Regions from separate parts of the Homo sapiens genome. Here region 2 is linked to region 1. A link is an interaction called in ENCODE POLR2A ChIA-PET data of the cell type or tissue named here. Cell type or tissue: PC-9. All regions are shown on one strand. Each heading gives the region's core, and the rest is flanking DNA. Links, peaks and the distances in the headings are about the cores only.

Evidence for each region. Peaks named below come from ENCODE experiments on the same cell type or tissue, not always from the same donor. Only the 100,000 strongest peaks of a DNase experiment are listed, where the experiment ranks them.
Region 2: POLR2A ChIA-PET joins it to region 1 with 6 read pairs; 2 of 35 experiments call an interaction of 5 or more read pairs at or near these places.

Annotation. Positions count from the first base shown.
Region 1 is chr7:107,906,993-107,915,012 of GRCh38, reverse strand. The region is part of intron 8 of DLD (dihydrolipoamide dehydrogenase); the gene reads right to left. Among named protein-coding and RNA genes, the nearest start is that of DLD, 20 kb to the right of the region's middle. In PC-9, for the core only: no CTCF peak of the experiment used is centred there; no DNase peak of the experiment used is centred there.
Region 2 is chr7:107,173,581-107,177,580 of GRCh38, reverse strand. All of the region lies in intron 1 of HBP1 (HMG-box transcription factor 1), which reads right to left. Among named protein-coding and RNA genes, the nearest start is that of HBP1, 6.6 kb to the right of the region's middle. In PC-9, for the core only: no CTCF peak of the experiment used is centred there; a DNase peak (open chromatin) is centred at 1,960.

The DNA of each region.
Region 1 (8,020 bases), core at 2,225-6,224:
GAGTGTTGCTCTAGGCAGAGGGAAACAGCAAGTACAAAAGTCTTGAGGAAAAGGAAACAGGTTACTAAATCACTGATGTTTGCAGAATATTAAACTGGCTTCCTATTTTCTTTTCTCAACAAAGGACAAATGTTTACTTTTTCATTCAAATTATAATTTAAACTGAATGCTAGTTTATTTTAACATTTTGACAATTAGTATAACTTCTAAATAATTATATATTAAACAATACATAACTGGCAAGATGAACATAATTTCACAGCATTAAATATGAAAAACCATGAACATATCCTTTGCAAGAATGTATATTAAAATCATCTGGTAATTCAAATGAACTATAAAAGTTTACCTTCCCTAAATTAGGTGTGGGCGTTCATTTAAAAAATCTCATTAATTTCTAGTATGAAGACTGAGTTAACTAGAGGCAATATAGTGACACTAAAAATCTAACAATACGTATATATAAAAGTTAACTCAAAATGGATCATGGACCTAAATGTAAAATCCAATACTATGAAACTTCCAGAAGAACACCTAGGAGAAGAAATCCTAGAAGTGACCTTGAGTTAGGCGAAGATTTCTTTGATGTAACACCAACAGCACAATCCATAAAAGAAAAATGATAAATTGGACTTTGTCAAAATTAGAAAGTCTTAGATAACATTGAGAACACAAAAACAGAAGCCACAGACTGGGGAAAAAAATTACAAAACTTCTATCTGATAAGGGATTTATATCCAGAATATATAAAGAATTCTCCAAATTCAATAAGAAAAATTCAATAAAAAATGGACAAATGTCTGAAGAGGGAAGATATAGAGATGGCACGTAAGTACATTAAAAAATGCTCAACCCCGTAAGTCATTAGAGAAATCTAAGTTAAAACCACAATGAATTGAATTCAACAACACATAAAAAGATCATTCACCATGATCAAGCAGGATTCATCCCAGAGATGCAAGGATGATTCAACATATGTAAATCAATAAACATGATTCATCACATTAACAGAACCAAGAACAAAAACCATATGATCACTTCAACAGATGCTGAAAAAGCCTTTAATAAAAATTCAATATCCCTTCATGATAAAAACCCTCAAAAAACTGGATATAGGAGGGACACACCTCAAAATAATAAGACAAACTCATGGCCAACATCATACTGAATGGGAAAAAATTGAAAGCCTTTCCTCTAATATCTGGAACAATACAAGAATGCCCATTTTTCACCACTTTTATTCAACATAGTACTGGAAGTCCTGGCCTCAGCAATTGTAGAGGAGAAAGAAACAAAGGGCATTCGAATTGAAAAGGAAGAAGTCAAATTAATCTTTTGTGCAGACTACATGATCTTATATTTAGAAAAACCTAAAGACTCCACCAAAAAACTATTAAACTTACAAACTAATTCAGTAAAGTTGCAGGATACAAAATCAACATACAAAAATCAGTAGCATTTATATACACCAACAGTGGACAATCTAAAAAAGAAAAAAAAAAAGCAATCCCATTTGCAATAGCTATAATGAATATAAAATACCTAAGAATCAATTTAGCCAAAGATGTGAAAGATCTATACAATAAAAAACTAAAAAACACTGATGAAACAAATTGAAGAGGACACAAAAAATAGTTCATGTTCATGGACTGGAAAAATTAATATCGTTAAAATGACAATACTACCCAAGGTAATTTACAGATTCAATGCAATCCCTACTAAACTACCAATGATATTCAACTGCCAAAGTAATCCTGAATAAAAAGAAGAAAGCTGGAAACATCATATTAACCGGCTTCAAAATTTACTAAAAAGCTATAGTAACCAAAATAGCATAGTACTGGCATAAAAAGACACACAGACCAATGGAACAAAATAAAAAACCCAAATATAAATCCACACATTTTCGGCTAACTCATTTTCAACAAAGGTACCACAAACACAGTGAGGAAAAGGCAGTCTCATCGATAAATGGTGCTGGGAAAACTGGATAACCGTATGCGGAAGAATGAAACTAGACCCCTATCTCTTACCATATACAAAAGTCAAATCAAAATGGATTAAAGACTTAAATCTAAAATCTGAAACTATGAAATTACTGTAAGAAAACATTGGAGAAATGCTCCAGGACACTGGTCTGGGCAAAGACTTACTGTGTAAGACCTCAAAAGCATAGGCAACTAAAGCAAAAACAGACAAATGGGATTACATTAAGTTAAAAAACTTTTGCACAGCCAAGGAAACAGTCCACAAAGAGACAACCCACAGAAAGGAAGAAAATATTTGCAAACTATCCGACAAAGGATTAATAATCAGAATACATAAGGAGCTCAAAAAAATTCAATTTTAAAATGAGCACCAGATCCGAATAGACATTTCTCAAAAGAAAACATTCAAATAGCCAATACATGTATGAAAAAATGTTCAACATTATTAATCACCAGAGAAATGCAAGTCAAAATCACAATGAGCTATCATCTCACCCCAGTTAAAATGGCTTTTATCAAAAAGATCGCAATAACAAATGCTGACAAGGATGTGGAGAAAGGAGAACCCTCATACACTGTTAGTGGGAATGTAAGTTAGTACAGCCACTGTGGAAAACAGTATGAAGGTTCCTCAAAAAACTAAAAATAAAACTACAATATGAGCCAGCAATTCCACTACTGGGTATATATCCAAAAGAAAGGAAATCAATATATTGAAGAGGTATCTGCGCTTTATGTTTACTGCAGCACTATTCACAATAGCCAAGACACAGAATTAACTCAAGTGTCCATCAGCAGACAAACAAAGAAAATGTGGTACATATACACAATGGAATATTATTCAGCCATAAAAAAGAATGAAATTCTGTCATTTGCAACAGAACAGATGGAACTGGAAGACAGCATGTTAAGCAAAATAAGCTAAGCACAGGAAGACAAATATCGCATGTTCTAACATGTGGGAGCTAAAAAAAAAAACAAACAAACTGAACTCATGGAGATAGAGAGCAAAATGATGGTTACCAGAGGCTGGGAAGGCTAGGGGGAGAAGAGGAATGAAGAGAGGTTGATTCATCAGTACAAATATACAATTAGACAGAATAAATAAGAGCTGGTGTTAATGCAGGGTTGACTATAGGTAACAATCAATTACACATTTCAAAATAGCTAGAAGAGAATAATTCAATATTCCTAGCATTTAAAAAAATGTTCGAGGTGATGGATAGCCTAATTACCCTGATTTAATTATATGAATATATCAAATTATCACATGTACCTTGAAAAAAGTACATCTATTACATAGCAATTTAAAAAATAAAAATAGAAAAAAAAACCCCACAGTGAGTTACTACTACACAACCACTAGAATAGCTCAATTTTTAAAAAAAAATGACAATACCAAGTGTCAGTGGAAAAGCAGAGCAACAAAAATTTACGTTGCTGGTGGGATTGTATGGAAAAGTGTAACGGTGTTCCTTGAGAAGTTAAAATAATTACCATATGACCCAACAATTACACATCCAGTTATATACCCAAGAGAAATGAAAACAGATAACCACACAAAAACTTGTACACAAATAGACATAGCAGTGTCATTCATAATAGTCTGAAAGTAGAAACAACCCAAATGTCCACCCATGATGAATGGATAAACAAAATGTGCCATATCCATAGAATGAGATATTTAGCCAGATAAAGAAATGAAGTATAGATACATGCTACAACTTGGATGAACCATAAGAACATTATGCTATGTAAAGAGAGCACACACAAAATAATATTGTATGATTTCATTTATATGAAATGTCCACAATATGCAAATTCATAGACACAGTAGAATTAGTGGTTTCCAGGGGCTGAGCAAAGGGAGAAATGGAGAATGACTGCTAATGGGTAGCAAGTTTCTTTTAGGGTGATGAAAATGTTCTAGAGTTAGACAATGGTAACAGCTCTACAACTCTATGAATATACTAAAAACCTTTGAATTGTACATTTTAAATGGGTGAACTGATATGTGAACTATATCTCAATAAAGCTGTTTAAAAAGCAAACAAGACAAAAGAAAGGACCATTCTTGGAAACTGGGATAGAAGTAAATAGAGGGGAAATAATGGGAGTGTGGAAATAAGAAACATCATCTTGGAGTCTAATTCAAAGTAGGGAGTGATGAGCATAGACAAGTGCCCTACTCTTTAGGAAAACTGATTTCAAAATACTTATAGATAGGAAAACTCAATAGCATCTACCACTTACTTAGAGCTTACTAAATGCCAGGCACTGCATTAAGTGTTTTAAATGTATTAAATCCCAGCAATACTCCTGTAAGTTAGTTATTTTTATCCCCTTTTTGATGACAAACCAACTGGTTCAGAGTGGCTCATTAACAAGAACATAAGTCAGTAAGAGGCAGAGTTGAAATTCAAATTTAAATCTGTTCAATTCCAAAAAAGATGTTTTTTAACACTACACTAAACTGGAATGGAAGAAAGGCAAAATATAAAAAATGAAAATACAGTTATGTGAATAATCTTTACAAGAAAATAAATAGATATCATGACTACACAGTAAATTCTCTAATAAGTTTTTAAAAAGACATGTAAAAACTAATTCAATACAGTAACAGGTATCTAAATCATTGTGTCAAAAGACTCAAGGCTTATAAAAAACCTAAAGCAAAACTGCTGAGATGAAGAAATAGAATTATTGCTTCGAGATATTATAATGACCAACAAAAGAAAGTAAATGTTATTCCTTTTTTCTTGTTTTATCCAACTATGAGAACAAAGTAGAATGAACAGAAGAAATATTATTAACCAAGAGGCAACGCCCAAGATTAAGAACAACTGGTCATTTTTAAAGAGTTAATTCCCGGCTGGGTGTGGTGGCTCATGCCTGTAATCCCAGCACTTTGGGAGGCCGAGGCAGACGGATCATGAGGTCAGGAGTTCAAGACCAGCCTGGCCAACATGGTGAAACCCCGTCCCTACTAAAAATACAAAGAAAAATTATCTGGGTATGGTGGTGCGTGCCTGTAATCCCAGCTACTCAGGAGGCTGAGGCAGGAGAATTGCTTGAACTGGGACCTGGGAGGTGGAGGCTGCAGTGAGCCGAGATCATGCCACTGTATTCCAGCCGGGGCTACAGAGCGAGACTCCATCTCAAAAAAAAAAAAAAAAAAAAAAAAAGTTAATTCTCCCATCAACCCAATTAGAGTATGACAAAACAGGCACTCTCAGTGAACTCTGGGAACTTACTTAGCACAAGGGAACTGCCAAAAGGTGGCAGACAGGCAAATATGCCTAAATTTTCAAAAATGGAAAAGAAGAGATTCTGCTAAATACTAGAAGACATTATTAATCAGCTGGTTTCACAATCAGTAGACACTACCACAAGTGTTCCAAACAGGTCACATAAACCACTCTTACTTTCTGAAGGGTTTCTGGACTGGTGAATGTAGTATATTTTGATATCAGCAAGGTGTTAAAAAAAATTTTAAGAAAATCTCATGATATCCTTGTAGATGAGATGGAGAAACGAAGATGAATAAACATCAAAGGTGTTTATAACTGGTGAAAGACTGTACTGTCAGATGGCTTTCGATGTTTCATCCTGGTCAAAAATTTGTACTAATGACGTGAATGACAACAGAAGTTTGCTTAACCAAGATCAGATCAGATGATGGGACTGCATGCCTTAATTGTCATACTTCCAAAATTTACGAACTATGAAAAGTAAAAGCAGTTAAGTATAAGAGTGACAGAATCAAGACTAAGATATAGATTGGAATAATGAGTATGAGTGAACAAGATTAAATTAAAGCAAGAATAAAGGTTCAAAGTCACTTAGGTTTAAAAAATCAGAATTCCAAATGCGAAAAAAATGTGGTTTTTATCTGAACATAAGCTCAATGTCTGCTTTATAAAAACAACTAAACTGATTTCAAAGCATTACATTACAAGAAGTATACTATGCATATCAAAAGAAGTACTCTCTACAACCCAGAACATTATGTTTAGATTACAAGTTTTCTTAACGGACTAGACAGGATCCAAAGGTTGATGACAAAATAACAGACCTGCTGTCTAGGAGACCTAAGTACTAAACATTAAGAAAAACAATGGAGATTCAAATAGGAATTAAAAATTCGGTCCTGCCTTCAAGGAGCTTTGGTCTTATAGGAAAGTCAGCCATAGACAAACAAATGCAATGTATTATTATTAGTGGGTACTATGGAAATGTAGATATATTATACTAAGGACTCAAAAAATGAAAGACTTGAGCTTTCTTAGAAGAAAGAATTATTCACTAAAAAGATAACTTAAAAGCTGATTTTTGTTTTGGGGTTTTTTTTTTTTTTTGAGACAGGGTCTCACTCTTTTGCCCAGGATGGAGTGCACTGGCATGACCCAGCTCACTACAGCCTCAAACTCCCAGGCTCAGGTGATTCTCCCATCTCAACCTCCTGAGTAGCTGGGACTACAGGCACACACCACCATGCCCAACTAATTTTTTACATTTTTTTAGAGATAAGTTCTCACATTGTTGCCCAGGCTAGTCTCAAACTCTTGGGCTTAAGCAATCTGCCTGCCTCAGCCTCCCAAAGTGCTGGGATTATAGACATGAACCATCATGCGCATCACAAGGTCAGGAGTTCGAGACCAGCCTGACCAATATGGTGAAACCCCGTCTCTACTAAAAATACAAAAATTAGCCGGGCGTGCTGGCGGGCGCCTGTAGTCTCAGCTACTTGGGAGGCTGAGGCAGGAGAATCACTTGAACCCGGGAGGCAGAAGTTGCAGTGAGCCGAGATCGCGCCACTGCACTCCAGCCTGGGCGACACAGCAAGACTCGGACTCAAAAAAAAAAAAAAAGAAAAACAAAAATACTAACAATTAAAGGGAAGCCTAAGAAAGGGGAACTTGCATAATATGGAGAATTCAGCCCAAAGAGCAGATGTAAAAATGGAAGAATATGAAATCACAGAAGTTAGGCAAAGTGTTTCAAAGGCAAGAAAATCAGCAATGCTAATTACTGCCAAATAAAGCAGTGAAGAAATTAGTCCAACAGATTGAGCAATAAATAGATTCATGCCCTAAGAGCAATTTATTGGCACAAGCCATAGACTGAGTGAGTGGAAGTTGATGAAATAAAGCATGGACAACTCTTTTGAGAAGCTGGGTTTTGAAGGAAAAGTGCGAACAAAATTGGTAACTCAAGAAGGACATGGGACCAAGATAAGGAGCATTTATGTGCACACAAACCTGTGTTAATGAGTGCAAATGCATCACAGGTACACACATAGAAGCACATGAAATTGTAAATAAAAGGAAGGAGTTTGAAGACTGAAAAATACAAGAATAAAAATCACAAAACCAAGTCTCTGAAAAGGCAGATGATGTGCTACCAAGCACAAGTAAAGGGATTAGTCTTAGGGAAAATGGCATTTCCACAGTAATAGGAGAGGTAATCAAAAGGATAGGTGTAACAACAGGTAAAAGCATTATCAAATTTAGGACATCAACTTGAGGGAGTTCTCATCTGATTTCTCTTTTATGTAATATTTAAAAGACAAGGTCATCCACAGGCAGAGCAGACAGTATACAAGCAGAGATTTGAGAAGAGTAGAAAATGAAAATGGCCATTGCAGAGACCAGGGCAGTGTACCATCTTAGGAAATAATAAACTGTCAGCAAGGCTGAGGTTCTTGTTAAGGTTTGTGCCAAGAATTAATACAAGTACCAATGAGTAGGGTGTGTTTTTCTCCAGGTGTAGTCAACAGCCTGGAAATAGCATAAAAAAGGCAGACTGCTGCATTCAAACCGAACTAGAGTTTTGCCAAGCAGATATGACAGAACAGTGAGACAAGCAACTCAAGGACATCTGTAAGAGTGTGGTTAAAGTGATGGACTATGGCATCTAAGCTGATCAGGAACGCAGTCAAGATTGGAAAGGGAAGATTGCAAAAAAGTAGATCTATGGACTAGAAAACCTAAAAAAGGGTACAAAGTACACTATGAATAACTGAGTAAAAG
Region 2 (4,000 bases), core at 1-4,000, 740 kb after region 1:
CCAGTTTCTTCACTCTTCTAAACACTGAATTTATATTCTTATTTTTTAAAAGTATTTGCTTACATCTGATTATTTTAGATTGCTAGATACAGCGTTCTTGACACATAGCCCAACTGCATGCATATTGCCTTACTGTATGTCTAATATTCTATTTTGGATGCTATCTGCCTATATCCCTCAAAAATAACCCTTAGCCTGGGCACTGCTTTAGAGCCTTGCTCAATACTGACTATACAATTTGCTACTATTATGGTGTAGCAAAAAGGGCACTGGGTTAGATGTAAGGAAACGGGTTTTGATTCCAACTTGATCACTTACCAAATATATGACCTAAGTGACTGAGTTTCTCTTCATCTGTAAAATAGAGCTAATGATACCTGCCCTACTCTCCTCTGATAGTAGTTGTGAAGATGAAATGAAATAGTGAAAAAAGTGTAAAATGACGTCTTTTGAAATTTTTTTATCCCCAGACATAGGGCAATATTAAACATACTTTGGGTCTGTAATGTCCTAAATAGAACAGCTACTGAAAATACATAATTAACAGGTGGAAACCAGATAGCTATTCAGTTTCAACAGTCTCCTCCCTAGGAGATATTATGACAAGTCATCCAGCACATCTCCATAAAAATCATGTATCATGCCATTACTTCAAGCCCCTAAAAGATGAAATTTGGAAGAAATTAACGCTTCTCCAGTTTAGTACAATGTACTGATCACAATCAGTCTTAGCATATAGTTACAGCAAATATGCTAGGATATAACAATTTCCCCCACAGAACTAGCGACTAGAGAAAATGTGTAACACAAATCTATTTCTCAAGTATGAAATCACGATTTTAAGCCTCCACTCTCTCCCTGAAAAAAAAAAAAAAAAAAATGGAGCAAATTTAATTTCATCAGTGATTCTCTACTCTGTGGCACACGAAATCATACATATGCTTAAAAAAATGTTGTCCAGGCCCCATCCCCAGAGGATCTGATCTGTTTGGTGTGGGGTATGGCTTTGTGCACTAGTTTTTGTTTCCAGGTGCAGAATACTGAGATACACTGGGCTAAAAATGGTTGCTAAATTCCTACTTATTAAAAAAATCATTTATTTAATAAATACTATGTACAGGGCATTGTATTAGTTGCAATGCTGGATCTCACTAATGAACAATTCATCATGAGTCTGACTTTAGTGGAAAGATATAAGCAAATGACCATAGTTCTACAGAGCAGGACTTGGCTATGAATGGGTTAAAAGAAAAGAAGGGGCTAGATCAGTGGTTCACGCCTGTAATCCCAGCACTTTGGGAAGCCGAGGAGGGCGGATCACGAGGTCAGGAGTTCCAGACCAGCCTGACCAACATGGTGAAACTCAGTCTCTACTAAAAATACAAGAATTAGCCAGGTATGGTGGCACGCGCCTGTAATCCAACCTACTCAGCAACCTGAGGCAGGAGAATCGCTTGAACCCGGGAGACAGAGGTTGCAGTGAGCCGAGATCGCACCACTGCACTACAGCTTGGGCAACAGAGCGAGACTCCATTTCCGAAAAAAAAAAATGAAAAAAGAAAAAAAGCCGGGTGCGGTGGCTCACGCCTGTAATCCCAGCACTTTGGAAGGCTGAGGCGGGCAGATCACGAGGTCTGGGGATAGAGACCATCCTGGCTAACATGGTGAAACCCTGTCTCTACTAAAAATACAAAAAATTAGCCAGGCATGGTGGCGGGCGCCTGTAGTCCCAGCTACTCGGGAGGCTGAGGCAGGAGAATGGCGTGAACCTGGGAGGCAGAGCTTGCAGTGAGCTGGGATTGCGCCACTGCATTCCAGCCTGGGCGACAGAGCAAGACTCCGTCTCAAAAAAAAAAAAAAAAAAGAAGAGAGGGAGGTCTCCCAATGAGAGAAACTCACATGAGTAAACTCATATAGCTGGCAAAGTCCTAGTGAGATCAGAATATAGAATCTAGTTTTACCACAAAGTAGGATGGCCTTGTGTGTCATGTGATCATGAACACTGAGGCTATACTACTACTACTACTACTATATGGAAAGGTAGTCTAGGATCAGAGTCTTCAATTGTAGTTTAGGAAAACTATTTATTTATTTAGAGACAAGAATAGGGGCTCTGAAATCAGGCTGCCTGAGTTTAAATACCAGATTTGCCACTTACTAGCTATGTACCCTAAATAATTTACTTAAAATCTTCATGCCTTGTTTATAAAATGGCAATAAAAGTACCTACCTCACAGGCTGCTACAAAAACTCAGTGAGATCATGTAAAATGCTCAGAATAGAGCCTAACACAAAGCAAACCTTCAATGTACAGTGGCTAGTGTTATGATTAGCAATTATCAGACAATGAAGAACCACTGATGATTTTTTTTTTTAAAAGAGGTCTGACATGATCAGAACTATACTTTAAAACAGTCTCTTTGAGTCTATGGACAAAATCATACTGAAATACTGTATGAGTATGCAGGAACACCTATAATATTTTAAGGAGGGTATTTTTTTTTTTAAAGAGAGCACTCACATTCCCAGTCTCTATGAAAGCCACCCGTCTCCAGCTTCCTTTGCAATGGTTCTCAGTGCAGATTCCTTATTTATTAACTCTTAAGAGAGAAACTAGTCATACTATGTGAGTTCTTTAAACACCTAATATTAACAGTTTAGATAGGAGATTTTAACTCTTTCCATAGAAGTATTTCTGGCATCTTAAGTATACAGAATATAATTTAACCTATTTTGATAACTAAAAATCCTTATGAATATCCGTACTATGCTTCACATACAGATGTGAGCTGCACAGTCAACCTTATCTGAACTGAAAACATTTCCCATTTTTACCTTTATTATGAAATTTAGAAGCTGCACTACACAGGTATCTCTCTTCAGAGCTATCCTCTGTGTATGAACAGTGCTGTTCTTGGGGTCCACAGAAGCACAGCTGCAGTCTGTCTTGTCTTCCCCCTCCCTCTGCAGAGCTCTTTGGTTTCCTCATTCTTTCCAGCTAGAACTTTTTTCTTCCCTACAGCAGGTCCTGCAGTTTCCAACATTCACCAAGTATAGTACACTAACGTCTCTTTGCAACTTCTATCATTTCTTCAGCACTTTGTCTTAGTTATCAACCACCATCCCAAAACTCCTTAAATGAAGTTGGAAAAAGACATTATTTTAATTTCAAAACAGAGCTACCTATAAATAACCAAAAGAACCAAATAAATATTTACTGAATATAAGTTCTATGTGTTCACACCTCTCATTGCTCAAGGCTATCAGAAGTTTGGTCCTGAGAAAACTGAAGTTCTGCTACTGTAAAGCTACCATACAGTAAGAGAAGCTACACTTCAAGACAACAGACTTCAGTTTCACTCTTACTAGCTGTGTAACCGGGGACAGGTCACTCACTCAATCTCAGACTCACGGTCGGTCCCTCTACTTACCTCACAGGGCTATTCTGAGAATTCAATATATGAAAACAAAATTCAAAACTACATACAAATGGAAATTTTCTGTCTCTTCTGTCTATTCTCAACTATTCTGAAGAAAGAAAGCAAGGTCTCCAATACAATAAAGGAATACCAGGGAAGCCCTTACATTTCTTACTCCCCTACATATATTATACCAATTACATACTCATTTTGATAAACAAGCTCCTCTTTCAAATATCTCCTGGTAGAGCTAACCCTATTGTTCATTCATGCTTTTGTATACTGCTTTGGTATCAGATTCAACACAGCTTGCCTTGTATTTTAGTTAACTCTGCACATGTCATCTCTTCACGAGATCAGTGATTCTCAGTATCTATTTTCCAGAAGTTGTACTCTGAAATGTCATGTTCAGTGTTACAAATTTTACTTTCTTAGAATGCCCCATTGCTTTTGGTATGCAAACTTCCAGAAGCAAATATCCACAAAATCTTAAGACAGGAGAGAAAGAGAGAACTAGAAAAACCTAAGTCTCAATGAATGAAGAAGGAAACAGTTTTACAAAATGCTTACCTACACAGCAC